2 separate regions of the Homo sapiens genome follow, and region 1 is linked to region 2. A link is a contact called in ENCODE Hi-C or POLR2A ChIA-PET data. All regions are on one chromosome and are shown on one strand. The core of a region is the stretch at or near the end of the contact, and the rest is flanking DNA. Distances in the headings are between cores, read along the strand shown. Region 1 overlaps SLC37A2 (solute carrier family 37 member 2). Region 2 holds the start of PKNOX2-DT (PKNOX2 divergent transcript).

Region 1 (6,662 bases), core at 3,995-6,494, 73 kb after region 2:
ATGGAGTATGTGCTCTATGCCAATAGCACACTAATTCCTTTGAGGTTTAATTTATTTAATTTTTACAACGGTCTCATTTTTATCATCCCCACTTTAAAGTAGAAAAAATGGAAGCTTAAAGAGATCAGCTGACTTGCCCAACCTTCACCTAACAGCCAGTGTGCAAACCCAGGTGTGGTAGGCCCCAGGGCTTGTCTCAGAGAGAAAACACACTAGGGTTTGTGGAACTCTGATTGAGAGCTTCAGGTAGGTTAAGGCCACACTGTTCCTTCACTTTCTCTCCTCAATTCTGTTTTCAGGGTAGAGAAGTTACCCAGTCCTGCCACCCCACAGGCAACTAAGCTCTAAATTCCAAGAAGAGAGAACAGGTAACCACTGAGAGTCATGGGCTGGTGAGGGCCAGGTATAGTTATCCCTACATTGAACCATTTCCTTTATCTTACTTAGTTTGGAAAAACTTTGCAGATAAGGCTTTGTACAGAAAACTTCAAAGGAAATAGTTTCCTAATCTGGCCTAGGGCACACAGGTAAGAAAAGAAGAAACATCCTCTAAGCAGATTGAGGGAGAGAAAAAAGAATGCATAAGTCTTGAGGGAATTGAGACAAGCTGGGGGCCTCATGCTATTGTGAGTCTCCCTGCAGCCCAAGTGGAAGCTTGGCTCCTAACAAGCACAAGCTGCCAATTGTTACCTTCTTCTGAGAGCCTTGCTAAAAAAGTAACTCTGGGAAAACTCTTATAGGTTCCTGACCATGAATCCATCTTTTTTATTCCCCCCAAAAGTTATTCAACTATTAGATCAATGGATAATAACTATGAGGTTTTGGGTGACTATTTAGATGGAGGAAAGTGTATTAAGGTTGGAAACTAAATTCTATCCTTAATACTACTGTTTTCTAATTTTTGTTTTTTTGCCTGATGTAAATGAAAGGCATATATGTTAAAGATTGGCTTTAGGAAAAAAAAAAAAATACCCTGTGCAAAGTTTATTTCAGCTTGACTTGACCTACAGTCTACAGACCTGGAGTCTATAATTACCAGCTGTGGTGAAATGAATGATAGATTTCTTTCTACCTGCATACTCAATGCAGTTATGCAAAAAAAGCCCCGCAGGGTTGGGATAAGACGTAGAAGGCTGAGAGGGCTCAAAATGGATTTCACTGAGAGTTTGGCATGGGATAACCCTATAGTCAATGTCTGTTATGGTACCCTGTATGCTCATGGCCTTCTTGGAGACAGGGCTCAGAGGTCATTCCTTAAATACAGACAGAAGTCATCTTAGTGTTCAGAACCATTCTGTGATCAGTGGCCTTAGAACATGTTCCCTCTACTGTTCCCTACCCAGAGGGGATCCTGTGGCAGACTGGTGATCCCCACTGTTTAGAAGGTGGAGAGGGAGAGTAAATCTGGGTTTCTATATAAGAAAATAGGTTATTTCGTGGCGTCTTAAAATTGTATCCTGACAAAAGCTGAATTAGGAGGATACCACCCTATCCCCACAATGGAGATCACAATGGGTAATTTGTTAAGTTCCTTAAATTTTTCACTGATAAAAATGGAAGTAAAGCTACCATTCTTTGTGTACAATGTAAATTTAATGTAAAACTGCATCAGAATTACCATACCAATGTCCAGGGACTAGGGAGTACATAGCCATTCATTCTCGAATCCTGCCATTCATTCAGCATATATTGTGTGCCCGTAGGGTGTAAAGCACTAGTCCTGGTGGAGTAAGCCCATGGAAGAACTAGGCTGTAAGGTGTCTAGACTGTCTTCCTCACTGCTTCCTGGAAGGAGGGCATCCAATTTATTTTTAAATGTTTTTATTCTAACATAAAGCAATCCATTTTTTGTTCTGTTATTTAACAGAAACTTTAGTATCAACTCTATTTCATGGTTGTTGCAGTTGAAGTGTTTCTGGTTTATTTTTTGCTCAATGTGTAAAGAAACCTGCTGTGATTATTTTACAGATGAGAAACAGGCAGAGAGGACAAGGGATTTAAAAAGTTTCACAGTTAATTAGAAGTGGGGCTCCAACTTGACATCAGGATTCCTGACATCTCATTTCTCAAATAGTTGAAAGATCACTTTTGACTTTCAAGTAACTCCTTATTTTTACATTGGTTAATACTGTTTCTTAGCTGTTTGTACCTGACATTTTCTTAACACATATCCAAAAAGGTAAAAGTTTCATTAAAGGATTCTAATGATCATTTTAGTATGAATAACAAACATTCAATCATAATTCCTTTGCTTAAACCTTTAAGTATCTGGCTGTTACATAGAAATGAATTTCCAGATGTGAGAATCAGAACTGTATGGAAACGAATCTAGAAAAGTGTTGATTATCCTCATAGAAGCATAAGAACTCAGGATTGGAAGAGATTTTATAGTTCATAAAGTTCAACCTTTAATCTCTAGTTCCATCCCAATACTTGGAAATAAGTCTAGGGTTCCACATGTCAAAATAACAATTTTTGTTACATTTAGCAAACATGTGCTAGGCATTTTTCTAAGTGTGTTGTAAGTATTATGTCTTCTTCATATCGGCCCTATGAAGTAGGTACTCTTAATATCCCCACTTCACAGATGGGGAACAGGCACGGGCTGGTAGGCGTAAACAGGAGTCAGGATCCAAAGTCAGGCAGTTTGGCTCTAGAGTCTAAGAGCCTGACTACTGTCTGTTATAGAGCGTTGCTCCATAGGATAAACTCGAAGGAAAAGGAGGGACAAGGGCAGGCAATGCAAATCCACTTGACAGAAATACCAAGGAAAAGTAGCTGAGTCTGGTGGAAAAACCAGAATCTTAGGAATTGAGCAGGAGTCTGGGGAAAAGCGTGAACAGGCACGCAGGCCTCAGAGATAGCTTCACCCATTAGCCCAGGGTTTCTGGCAGGTCTCTGCTGTTAGACTTTGGTTGTCCCCTTGCTCAGAGATACTAAACAGCTGAGCTGCTAGTAGACTATATTTTCAAGTTTTGAGAACACTGCCGCCTCTCTTGTAAGCACCATCCAGCTGGAATGTTGAGACTTGGGCCAGTTTTCAGAGGTGCCAATGGCAGAATCAAAGCCACACACCAGGAATTTTTGTTTTGTTTTCTACTTGATCTCTGTCCCTAGCAGATTATTGGTGGTGACTGTTTATGCAAAAAAAAAAAAAAAAAAAAAAAAAATTCTGAGTCCCTACCCCCCCCACCCTCTTTTCTCAGTTTCCTGCCACCAAAGAAATGAGAGCTGGGATCGAAATCAGGCTCAGTGCCACAGACAGAATGAGAAAGTGTGTTTTTAATGGTTTACATCACATCATGCCAGAGATGATATAGTCTGTGCATTTGGTCCAAGTCCTGCCCTTGGAGAACTCTTGGGTGAGGTGGTCACACAGTAGCCCTTATGCTGTGCCTAAATGCTATGAGGCCAGCCCCTTCACTTGTTTTAAGCTTTGGAGATTTCTTTTGTTTGCCTGTGGTTATTTTCCTGCCGTTAAATTGGTCATACCCCAGTTTTACACTGGGAATATTATCAATTTCCTATTACTGTTGTAACAGATTGCCATAGACTTACTGGTTTTGATCAATTCACATTTATCGCTCCGGAGGTCAGAAACCAGAAATGGGTTTCAGGGGGTAAAGGAAAGGCTTTGGAGCCTCGAGAGAACCCATTTCCTTGCCTTTTCTACCTTCTAGAGGCCGCCCCCGTCCCCCTGGCTGGTGGACCCTTCCTCAGTCTTCAAGGTCAGCAGAGCAGCATCTGCCAATCCCCAACACTCCTGCCTCCCTCTGTGATTCATCCGGAGCCCTTTGATTCCACTGGGTCCACCCCATCAGTCCTTCCATCTCAAGATCCTTAATCACATATACAAAATCTCATTTGCCATGTAAGGTAACACTCACTGGTTCTGAAAATTAGGATGTGGACATCTTATGGGGGCACATTGTACCTATCACAGAATATAGGGCCCCTTCTCCCCTAAGCATTGCCTCCTTCCACCCCCATCTGCCATCCTCCCTACCCCCACACCTTTCAGTAGGAGGTCTGCTCCTTTGTCACTTCTCAGGATTCCCAACAGCAACTCTCCCACCCCCACTCAGACACCCAGGATGTGTTGAGTTCCTCCTGCCAGCCTCAGTCTTAGTGGTGGCCTCATGGTGCTAGGACCGACCAAGAGCTTCTTTCCCTTTCTTTTCTTTGCCTCTTGCCTCCTCCTCCTCCTCCCCCAGCCACCCCACACACACTCGCCCAGCCTCCCAGTGGATTTCTAAGGGAGAAACACAAAGAGTTACTGCTTTTTAATTACAAGTGCTATTGTAGCATCTATAAGGAAGAACATTTTAAGCTTAATTGAGACCAAATGTGAAGTTAAATTAAATGAATAACTAATTAACGTAATGCTCCTACATTAGCCCCGTGTGAGTGAGTGCTGAGGCCCAGGGAGAAGGCAGGTACCAGGCCTGTGGTGAACAGGCTGCGCCCAGAGCTGCCCAAACAGGGCCAGTAACCTGGGACCTGGGAGATGGGTGCAGACAGGCAGATCTCAGTGCTGGGGTTCCCCCAACCTTCAGTATTTTTTCCAACTCCCTACCCACAGCCTAAGTCCTCATTTCTGAGGCCAGACCCTGAGCTCGCACAATGCCTTTTGCATGTGTCTAGTGCCACACTTACCTGCTGGTAGGAGCCAATGCCATTTGTTCAGTTTCAGTCTCTAAGGCCTAACATCCTAGGAGTTGGATAAGTATTCATGTTAACTTCCTCCCTCTTCCATTACCCCTCACTACCTTATCAAATGAGTCATCCAAGTCCTCAGAATTCTGCCTTCATAAGGAAGAAGGACTCTTCCCGTTGCCCCCGGAATTGCCCTTCTGCCAGCCGTGTTCCTGCATGGCTGGACTAATGAACAGCATAGCTCTCACCTGGAGTCACTGTCTCCGTGTGTTTTCCTATTTATCCCCTAACTAGACAAGTTCTTCAAGGGCAGGAGTGTGTTGAGTATGTGTCTCCCTTCATACCAATCCTATGAGGTAGATAATGTCACCATTTTCCTGATGATGAAACAGGCTTAAAGTTAGTAAGCAGTGCAGTTGGGGAAGAGAAGACCTTGAGAGAACCATTCCTCTTCCCCTGCCCTCTGAAGCAGAAAGCAAGCTGAAAGTCTGAAAAGTCAAGAGGCCTCGGCTCCTGTCTCTCTTCCAGGAAGCAGGATGGAACCACAGCCCACCCTGGGCTGTATGATGGGATTGGGTCACCATCTAGTGGCTCATATAAGCAACACAGCTTCTCCTTAAACTCCTTAATTACAAGTGCTATTGGAGCATCTCTAAGGAAGAACATTTTGAGCTTAATTGAGACCAAATGTGAAGTTAAATGAATAACTAATTTCATTTCATTCTCAATGTCAAAGAGCAGCAGAGAGCAGCTTTCCTGAATGCTGAACATAAGGCCAGAGTATAGCTCTTGCCCCTGTGGGCTGAGGACTTGGAGGTCCCTGGCTGACTCCTGCGCTCAGAGCTGAAGTGACTGCAGGCAGGAGGAGCCTTCCTTGTTTGTTGCCATTGGCGCTGTGCAGCCTGCTTCAGTGTGGAAGGGTGTGTATCTGGCTAATGCACCAGCCCACAACGTCCCAGGAAATGCAAGGCTTTTATCTTGCGTGGCGCTCTAAGCTCCCCATTTGCCCACACATCATCAATATCATGAGCATCCCCTTCAGGAGTGCCCACTGTCATGAGCTTTAACCTACCCACTTGGTGGTCCTGGTGTGTCCGGAATTGGTGGGTTCTTGGTCTCACTGACTTCAAGAATGAGGCCGCGGACCCTCGCAGTGAGTGTTACAGCTCTTAAGGTGGCACGTCTGGAGTTTGTTCCTTCTGATGTTCAGATGTGTTCGGAGTTTCTTCCTTCTAGTGGGTTCGTGGTCTCGCTGGCTCAAGAGTGAAGCTGCAGACCTTCACAGTGAGTGTTACGGCTCTTAAGGCAGCGCGTCTGGAGTTGTTCGTTCTTCCCGGTGGGCTCGTGGTCTCGCTGGGCTCAGGAGTGAAGCTGCAGATCTTCGCGGTGAGTGTTACAGCTCATAAAAGCAGCGTGGACTCAAAGAGTGAGCAGTAGCAAGATTTATTGCAAAGAACAAAGCTCCCACAGCGTGGAAGGGGACCCGAGCGAGTTGCCAATGCTGGCTCGGGCAGCCTGCTTTTATTCTCTTATCTGGCCCCACCCACATCCTGCTTATTGGTAGAGCCGAGTGGCCTGTTTTGACAGGTCGTTGATTGGTGCGTTTACAATCCCTGAGCTAGATACAAAGGTTCTCCACGTCCCCATCAGATTAGTTAGATACAGAGTTTCGACACACAGGTTCTCCAAGGCCCCACCAGAGCAGCTAGATACAGAGTGTTGATTGGTGCACTCACAAACCCTGAGCTAGACACAGGGTGTTGATTGGTGTGTTTATAAACCTTGAGCTAGATACACAGTGCCGATGGGTGTATTTACAATCCCTGAGCTAGATATAAAGGTTCTCCGAGGCCCCACCAGAGCAGCTAGATACAGAGTGTCGACTGGTGCACTCACAAACCTTGAGCTAAACACAGGGTGCTGATTGGTGTGTTTACAATCCCTGAGCAGGACATAAGGACTCTCCACGTCCCCATCAGACTCAGGAGCCCAGCTGGCTTCACCTA
Region 2 (6,461 bases), core at 3,460-5,959:
TTCAATAAGTCACGGATCTCACGTGAAGTGTTTTATACAAAGCATGGTGTGTTGGCTAGACTCAGGCTAACGGTGGTTCATGATGATTTCATTTTCCATTAGAACTTCCTCAGTTTTTCCTCTGCAGCATCGTTTTCACCCTCTCCATGCTCGGATCTGCGTTTTGTTTGATCCAGACACTTGGCTTCACATGCCGTCACCTCCAGCAATTGCATCACACGTTTATATATATCTTACAGCATCGCAGTCCTTGTGCCACACAGCGTAGGAAAAAGGAAAACTCATAACAGCCTTTCTCACCCTCCTCGAACTAATTTAGAAAATGTGCTCCAGATTAAATAAATCGGGAACAAAAGCCTGAGATTAGAGATAGAATTTCAGAAAGTAGGGAGGGGGAAGCTAAATAAATAGCAAGGAAATCTTGCAACATGTTGGAAGCCTATAAATTTTATTGGTTGTTTCTTTAATAAAAACAAATTCAATTGCTAACAACGCAGTATTATTAAGCCTCTAACATTTAAACATCTAATTTTCCCCTGCTCTGCTGCTGTTTACGTTGCACGTTGGATTCACGGAAGGTAAAGAAGTCAGGTCAATTGGTTTGGTTTGATTCCTAAACCAAGCTAATAGAGACCCCTTTAAAATCCAGCCGTTTTGCTTTCTAGGCATGCCTTGGTCTCTAATGAGTTACAGCCCAGGTTGAAGATGGACATGGCAGAAAGAAATTTAACACACACTCTGGTGCACCCATAAACTTCAAGGCCAAGGGAGAGGAGGTATGTTTCCAGTTAAGCTAGAACTCCATGAATTCAGGATTCTCCACTCACAAGACAGTAATTCTACTTATTTCATCACTAACTTACTTCAAATGTGTTTATACAATTTATTGCTACTGAACTTCCAGGCAACTGGTGTAGAGTTAATGAAACCCAGCTTGGAGAAGCTTTGAGCTTTGAACAACTAACCACAGTTTAAATGGTTATGACATGCGGTCAAAGCCACAGCCTGAGCCCACTGCAGTTTCTGTGTTAGGACCTAGTCAAAAACCTTGTCATCTCACCTTTTGTGCCAAACAGATTGAAAAAGCAAAAAGCACTGAAAAACAGCCTGCCTTGTTCCTTCTCAAGGTTCCCAGGCATTTAAACACATTTATCTTACTAAACGCGAGGCAAAGCCCCTCCCCCAGTCCCAAGTAAATATTTTAGTTGCAGTTTGAATTGGCAGCTGGGCTGAAATCCTGAAATCCAGTTTGGGTTTAACTGAACAGGGGTCAGGCCTACCTAAAGCAATGCTGGGAGAGGCTGCTGGGGAGGCACCAAGCAACATTTAAAGGCAGACTCAGTGAAAGCCCAAAGGCAACACGAGAATGAACAGATGAAACCGGACTGGAAAAGAAGCAAACTCGTCTTTCAGAATCACTTGGACATTAACTTTTATTAATTCTCATTGTCACATGGCACCCTCCCCCAAGCTCTGCCATGTGGGATCCAGCAAGCTCCCTCTTTTTAAACAGGCCCATTTTGGAAGAGTAAAGGGGAGGTACTGGATTTGCCACTGCCACACAATAAAAGCCCCTTTTGAAAGCAGCACTTTCATTAACTTAAAGCAATCTATAGACTTAAAAGCAGAGAGCAGTAAACTCCCAGAGAGGATCATAAAACAGCCAGTCTCAAGTTGGGTATACTTCAGTGCAATTCGCACGAGGCATTTTACTGTGAGCGGTGGTCGGGCCCATCTCCCTCCGGTAACCCCCTGCCCCTTATTCTGAGCAGCCTCTCTTTCTCTTGGCTTTCAAGCCTTTCCCGCTCACAAAGGGGAGGCGGTGACCAGGGAGTCTCCGTGGGGTCACGGCTCCCTCCCCCCTCGGGCTCTCAGCGGGAGAGAGCTCTCACGAATTCCAAGCCTACAAAACAACAGCCTTGGAGCTCCGCGGCGGCAGTCGCCGCGCCCCGGGCCGCCGAGGCCACTCGTGGGTCGTGGGTCGTGCGTCTTCCGTGTCCTGTAAGGGCTGTCTGGCTCTCCCTGCCAGGGGTGCAGGGGGCTGGGATGGTGGGTTTAATATTAAGAGGAGGAAATCTCAAATCTTCCTCCCCTCAATGCCCTCCTCCCCCCCGCTCCCACCCCCCACACACACTCTTTCTCTAGATGCCCAGAGAATAACCTACCTCCCTGGTCGGGACCCCTTCCCACCCCACACCCCACAGCTAGGCCCAAGCTATGGGGATGCAGCCCGAGTGGGAGATTATGAGACCAGAAACGGGACCCTCCCTCCCCGCTTCCACCAAGGTCCTGGGGCCTCCGAAGGCCAGAACGGCAGAGAGAGCAGGAGGGCAAGGGCAGGGGCTTTGGGTAATACACCGTGTTATGTTTGAACACCATCATTCTCAGATTTGGGGCGGGGAGGATCGTCTAAACTGCCTAAAATGCGAAGCTTTTGGCTGCCACCGGTTATAGAGCATTTGAAACCCGAAAAGCTAATATCCTGAAGTCTCCGGACAGGAGAGATGACAGTAGGGCACTCCAAGCTTCCTCCTCCCCCGGGCGCACCAAAGGCCGGGTTTGTGGGCTTCTCAGTCCGGCGCGGGTAAGCACAGGAAGCGGCTCCAATCAGGGCACTGGAGTTTGAGCCGGTCCTACCCTGGGCCACAGCCCAGACTCCTCGGCCCACTGTGGCACCTCGCTGCTAGCGCTGCCCCCCGGCCTTCATCGCAGGCCGCGGCCCCTGCGGGCCACCGCTCCCGCCCCGCCGCGCTGCGCCCGCAGACCCAGGTGGCTCCTGGAGCACTCCGAGCCGCCTGGGTCGGGACCTCAGATCCACTCCCAGCCCCGCGAGGCTGCCCTGCCGCTTCGCCCAGAAGGTCTCTTCGATCTGTCCGCTTCCCGGAATCGCTCTCTTAGGACCGGGTCCTGTGTGGCCCAAGTCCTCTCCTCCTAAAGAAACACTTTCAGGGGGAAGCAGCAAAAATTCGGGGCTCGCCTGCCATGGCTCAGATCAACTACTTTCATCGCCTACCTAAACGCTTTTTCACACGCGGAGCTGCAGGACCCCTCGTGCTACCCTCCCCAAATTCCAATAGCTTCCACCACAAGAAAAAGCTGTGATCCTGTTACTGAATCCTAAAAACGCCACCCGTTCCTCCAGCCCCCAACTCCGACCTCCAGCCCTCTGCTCTGGCCGGCGTGTAAACTACTTATCGGCCCCTCGATCCCGATTCCGTAAACAGTCTGGATCCTATAAACCGAACTCTAGACTGGTCCTAAAACCCAGCCCTAATTCAGGCCGATCCACAAGCCCCTACCCCTCAATTCCCAACCCGAGTCTCCCCACCGCGCGGAAACCCCCGGCTCCCCCGTGAAGAGCCCCGGGAAAGGACGGCCCATTTCGCTCGTTTCTTCCTGGGGATCGGGAGCCAGGAAAGCCCGTCTCCTAACCCGAAAGAAATGCAAACTTTGAGCGGCAGATTCGGGATCCTGCGCCATCCCCCTCAGCTCTCCGCTCTCGATCGCTTTCAGTTCCCTCTTTTACGAACTCATCCCCTAGTTCTCGAGCCAGAAGGGCTCCCGATTCCCAAGCCTCGCGCGGGCCCCTACGCCCGCCTCACCAAAGATCCCCAGCAATCATGGAAAGCCGGTGACCCTACACATTCTCGCTCCTCCCTGGGTGAGGGTCCGTGCGTGTAGCCCCTCGGATCCTGGCTTCCCGGGCCCCGCCGGTGTTCCCCTGTCTCCACTGATCCGTCTGCAAACCCTCATTCGCCCTGCCTCCCCAGGCCGCGGCCGCGGCTCCTCGACTCCTCCGGTCACCTGGCCCCAGCCTGGGACCGCTCCCGCCTCCAGCCGCTGGAAAGCATCTCCAGGCTGGTGGCGCGGAGTAAGCGCCGGCCCCAAGGACGCCCGAAGCCGGGAGAAAGAGAACCTGGAGCCTGCCCGCGGTTCCCAGCCTCTCCCCGCGGAGCGCCCGGCCGGGAGCCTTCTGCACCCGGGCTCGGGCCGGCGTGCCTGTTCCTATTCTCGGGTCCCCTGGCGCTCCTGGCGCACAGCTCCCCGCCCGCCCGCTACGGGGTTGGGCCCGCGGCGATTCGAGTCCGCAGCCCGGCTCCTTGCACCCGAGGACAATGCGCGGCCGGCCACGGGCCCAAGCGCGGCGAGGCGGCGGCGGCGGCGGCGGCGGGGCTGAGCGCTGGCCGGGCAGGGGAGCGGGCGGCCCGCGGGGCTCTCGCAGCCTCCGTGCCCGGCCTCGCCGCCCCTCGCGCTGCTCCGCTCCGCGCTCTCCCGGCGCTTCCCCAGCTTCTCTCTGCACGCTCCCGCCGTCCCTCGCTGCTCCCTGCCTCCCTCCTCCCTGCTGCCTCCCTCTCTCTCCTCCCTGCTGCCTCCCTCTCTCCCTCTCTCCTCCTTGCCCTGTCGCAATGAATAATACTCTGGCTTGGGGACTGGAATAAAACACACGCGCTCTGAGGCAGCCGCCCGCAGCAGCAGCCGCCGCCGCGCCGCCGCCGCCGCCTGCAAAAGCGTCTCTGACATGGAAATGAATGACAGCTTACCTGATGCCAATCTTCATCAGACTGACACCGGCGTGACAACACAGCCTATACTTCCCAGCACTGCTCGGGACGTCAGCGGCACAGGGACCCGCCCCCCGGACCCCCCCTTCACACACCTCCCCTCTCCCCACTCCCCCTTTTCTCCCCACCCCCCATCACCCCCACCCACTCCCGGCCCGGCCGCTGCCAAGTCGGAGGAGCCGCTGGAGTGTCTCCCTCTACCGGAGGCTCTCGGGCGGCGGGCGCGGGCCTGCTCCTGCGGCAGGGAGGCGGGCGGCCTGGAGAAGCGGCTCCGCTCGCGAGGAGCCTCGGATGGGGAGTGCGGTGGACCCCCAGGAACTCTGGAGCACCCTCCCGCCCCCAAGCCAAGTCCTCCTTAGCGAACAACCGGGGCCGAGTTCCAAGATATCACCGGTGCTGAGGGGACCGAGATGAGGTGAGATTTTCTGTGGACCCCAAGAGAACTCCCCAGAAATGATGAAACTTAAAACGGGCAAGAAATCCTTCCTTCCACCAGCACTCCCCCTCCCCCTTTTCCTGCCTGGCTGGCCTCATTTTTATGATTGCATTTGAATAATTCTCATTACCCTGGCCCCAGAAAAGGTGTTCAGATGACACTCTGGTTAGTTATTCCTGGTCTCAAGAGCTTTTTCTGCTGTGGGCTTCCCGGGGTGTCTGGTTCAAGGTGGGGCAGAGGGAGAGAGGAAAGAGTGGATAGGCTTTGTCAGTAAAGCACTTCTTTGCAAATGTCAGGCAAGCCTGTTCTAAGCCACTGCTATTTTCATTCTAATAAAAAGTCCTCAAGAAACTCAGTGAGTTCCCAGAGTTCTGGGGGCTGGGGTGCAGTCATATAAAGGGAAAGACCAGCTGGGCTGTTTCAGCCTGGGCCTGCTGGGGTGGCTTCATCTACATCAGGGAGGAAATGGGCTCCTTACATGCCCTCTACAGTGGAAGACAAAAGCAGGCATGTGTAGACCCACAAGCGCCTCCATTCACTCAGCAGAGATCACAGTCCTACTAAGAGCCACACACAGGAGCACACTTGCTTGCTTCCTCAACTTAGCACATGGCCCTCCGCATAAAGGGACAAGAGAACCCCTTCTGCCTCTGGAAGTTTGCTTCTTGCTCCCCATAGAGGAGCCCTTTCAGCCAGTCAGGCAGCCATTGATCCTCTGACCCCAGGCCAGGCAGGGGGCCTGGAAGAAGCCCAGACAAAGACACCGACAAAAGCGGGAAAGCAGAAAGTGAAACCCAGCCTCTGGGTTTTCAGTAAAGAATCTGACCCAAGAAGTTGAAGGCTGCCCCTGAGCTCTTCTCAGGCCTCTGGGTCGCCACTCACCCGCCTCCGTCATGGGCAAGGATGAGAGCTGTTAGCATTGCCTGGCTCAGGGGAGGCAATTGAGACCCTTCTTATATCACATCCCAGATACACACACTACTGTTTGTCCAGATCCTCCCAATACCCTCAAATCCACCCACCAACGTTGCTTGTGGGAGAAACTCTTCAGTGGTAGCCCCCATTATAGACAGATTAGAATCCTCTCACCTTCACATAGAACCTTCAAAAACTTCACTAGGTGGATTTATGTCACCCTAGCCTCTGATCTGCAGTCAGAGTCTCTGGCTGCTGACAGCATAATCGCTATTATATATTATACATTGTATAATAATATAATAATAATGAATGCACTTGCCCTTTTTATGTGGTACAGAAGCGGCCAGATTCTCCAACCCAGAGGCTGGAGGTCAGGCTGCCATAAACTCTCAGAGGGAAGCCCTCTTCAGATAAGGGAGGGGGAGGGGAGATCCATTTGTCTCTGCCCAGGACCCCTGGAGGGAGGAGTTTCTCTCTTTCCCATGGCTCCCAGTGAGTTGCTGCAGCCTGCAGAGTCAGAGGGGAAAATCAGGCTGAATTCACCC

The links. A loop is a pair of places that touch in the nucleus more often than their neighbours do. ChIA-PET counts read pairs that join two places held with the same protein, here RNA polymerase II (POLR2A). Pooled maps may share reads with other maps.
Region 1: a map of endothelial cell of umbilical vein shows a loop between it and region 2 (4-fold over the local background). The contact joins the enhancer-like site here to the promoter of PKNOX2-DT in region 2. A Hi-C loop is called at or near these places in 2 of 168 maps with a recorded cell type or tissue (Caco-2 and endothelial cell of umbilical vein) and 7 of 50 pooled maps. POLR2A ChIA-PET finds 5 or more read pairs at or near these places in 3 of 52 experiments (A673, HEK293T and Panc1).

Annotation. Positions count from the first base shown.
Region 1 is chr11:125,089,938-125,096,599 of GRCh38, reverse strand. SLC37A2 (solute carrier family 37 member 2) reads right to left here. Exons shown (of 18, transcript NM_001145290.2): 18 at 6,084-6,662. It overlaps TMEM218 (transmembrane protein 218), which reads left to right. Exons shown (of 5, transcript NM_001258244.2): 5 at 1-2,211. Among named protein-coding and RNA genes, the nearest start is that of TMEM218, 18 kb to the left of the region's middle. Within about 2 kb of position 5,244, at least 3 of the 41 ENCODE cell types and tissues checked have a DNase peak (open chromatin) inside an H3K27ac peak, as active enhancers do.
Region 2 is chr11:125,162,857-125,169,317 of GRCh38, reverse strand. PKNOX2-DT (PKNOX2 divergent transcript) reads left to right here and starts at 4,709. Exons shown (of 3, transcript NR_125759.1): 1 at 4,709-4,977. It overlaps PKNOX2 (PBX/knotted 1 homeobox 2), which reads right to left and starts at 4,567. Exons shown (of 13, transcript NM_001382323.2): 1 at 4,542-4,567. RefSeq lists a silencer at 4,705-4,854.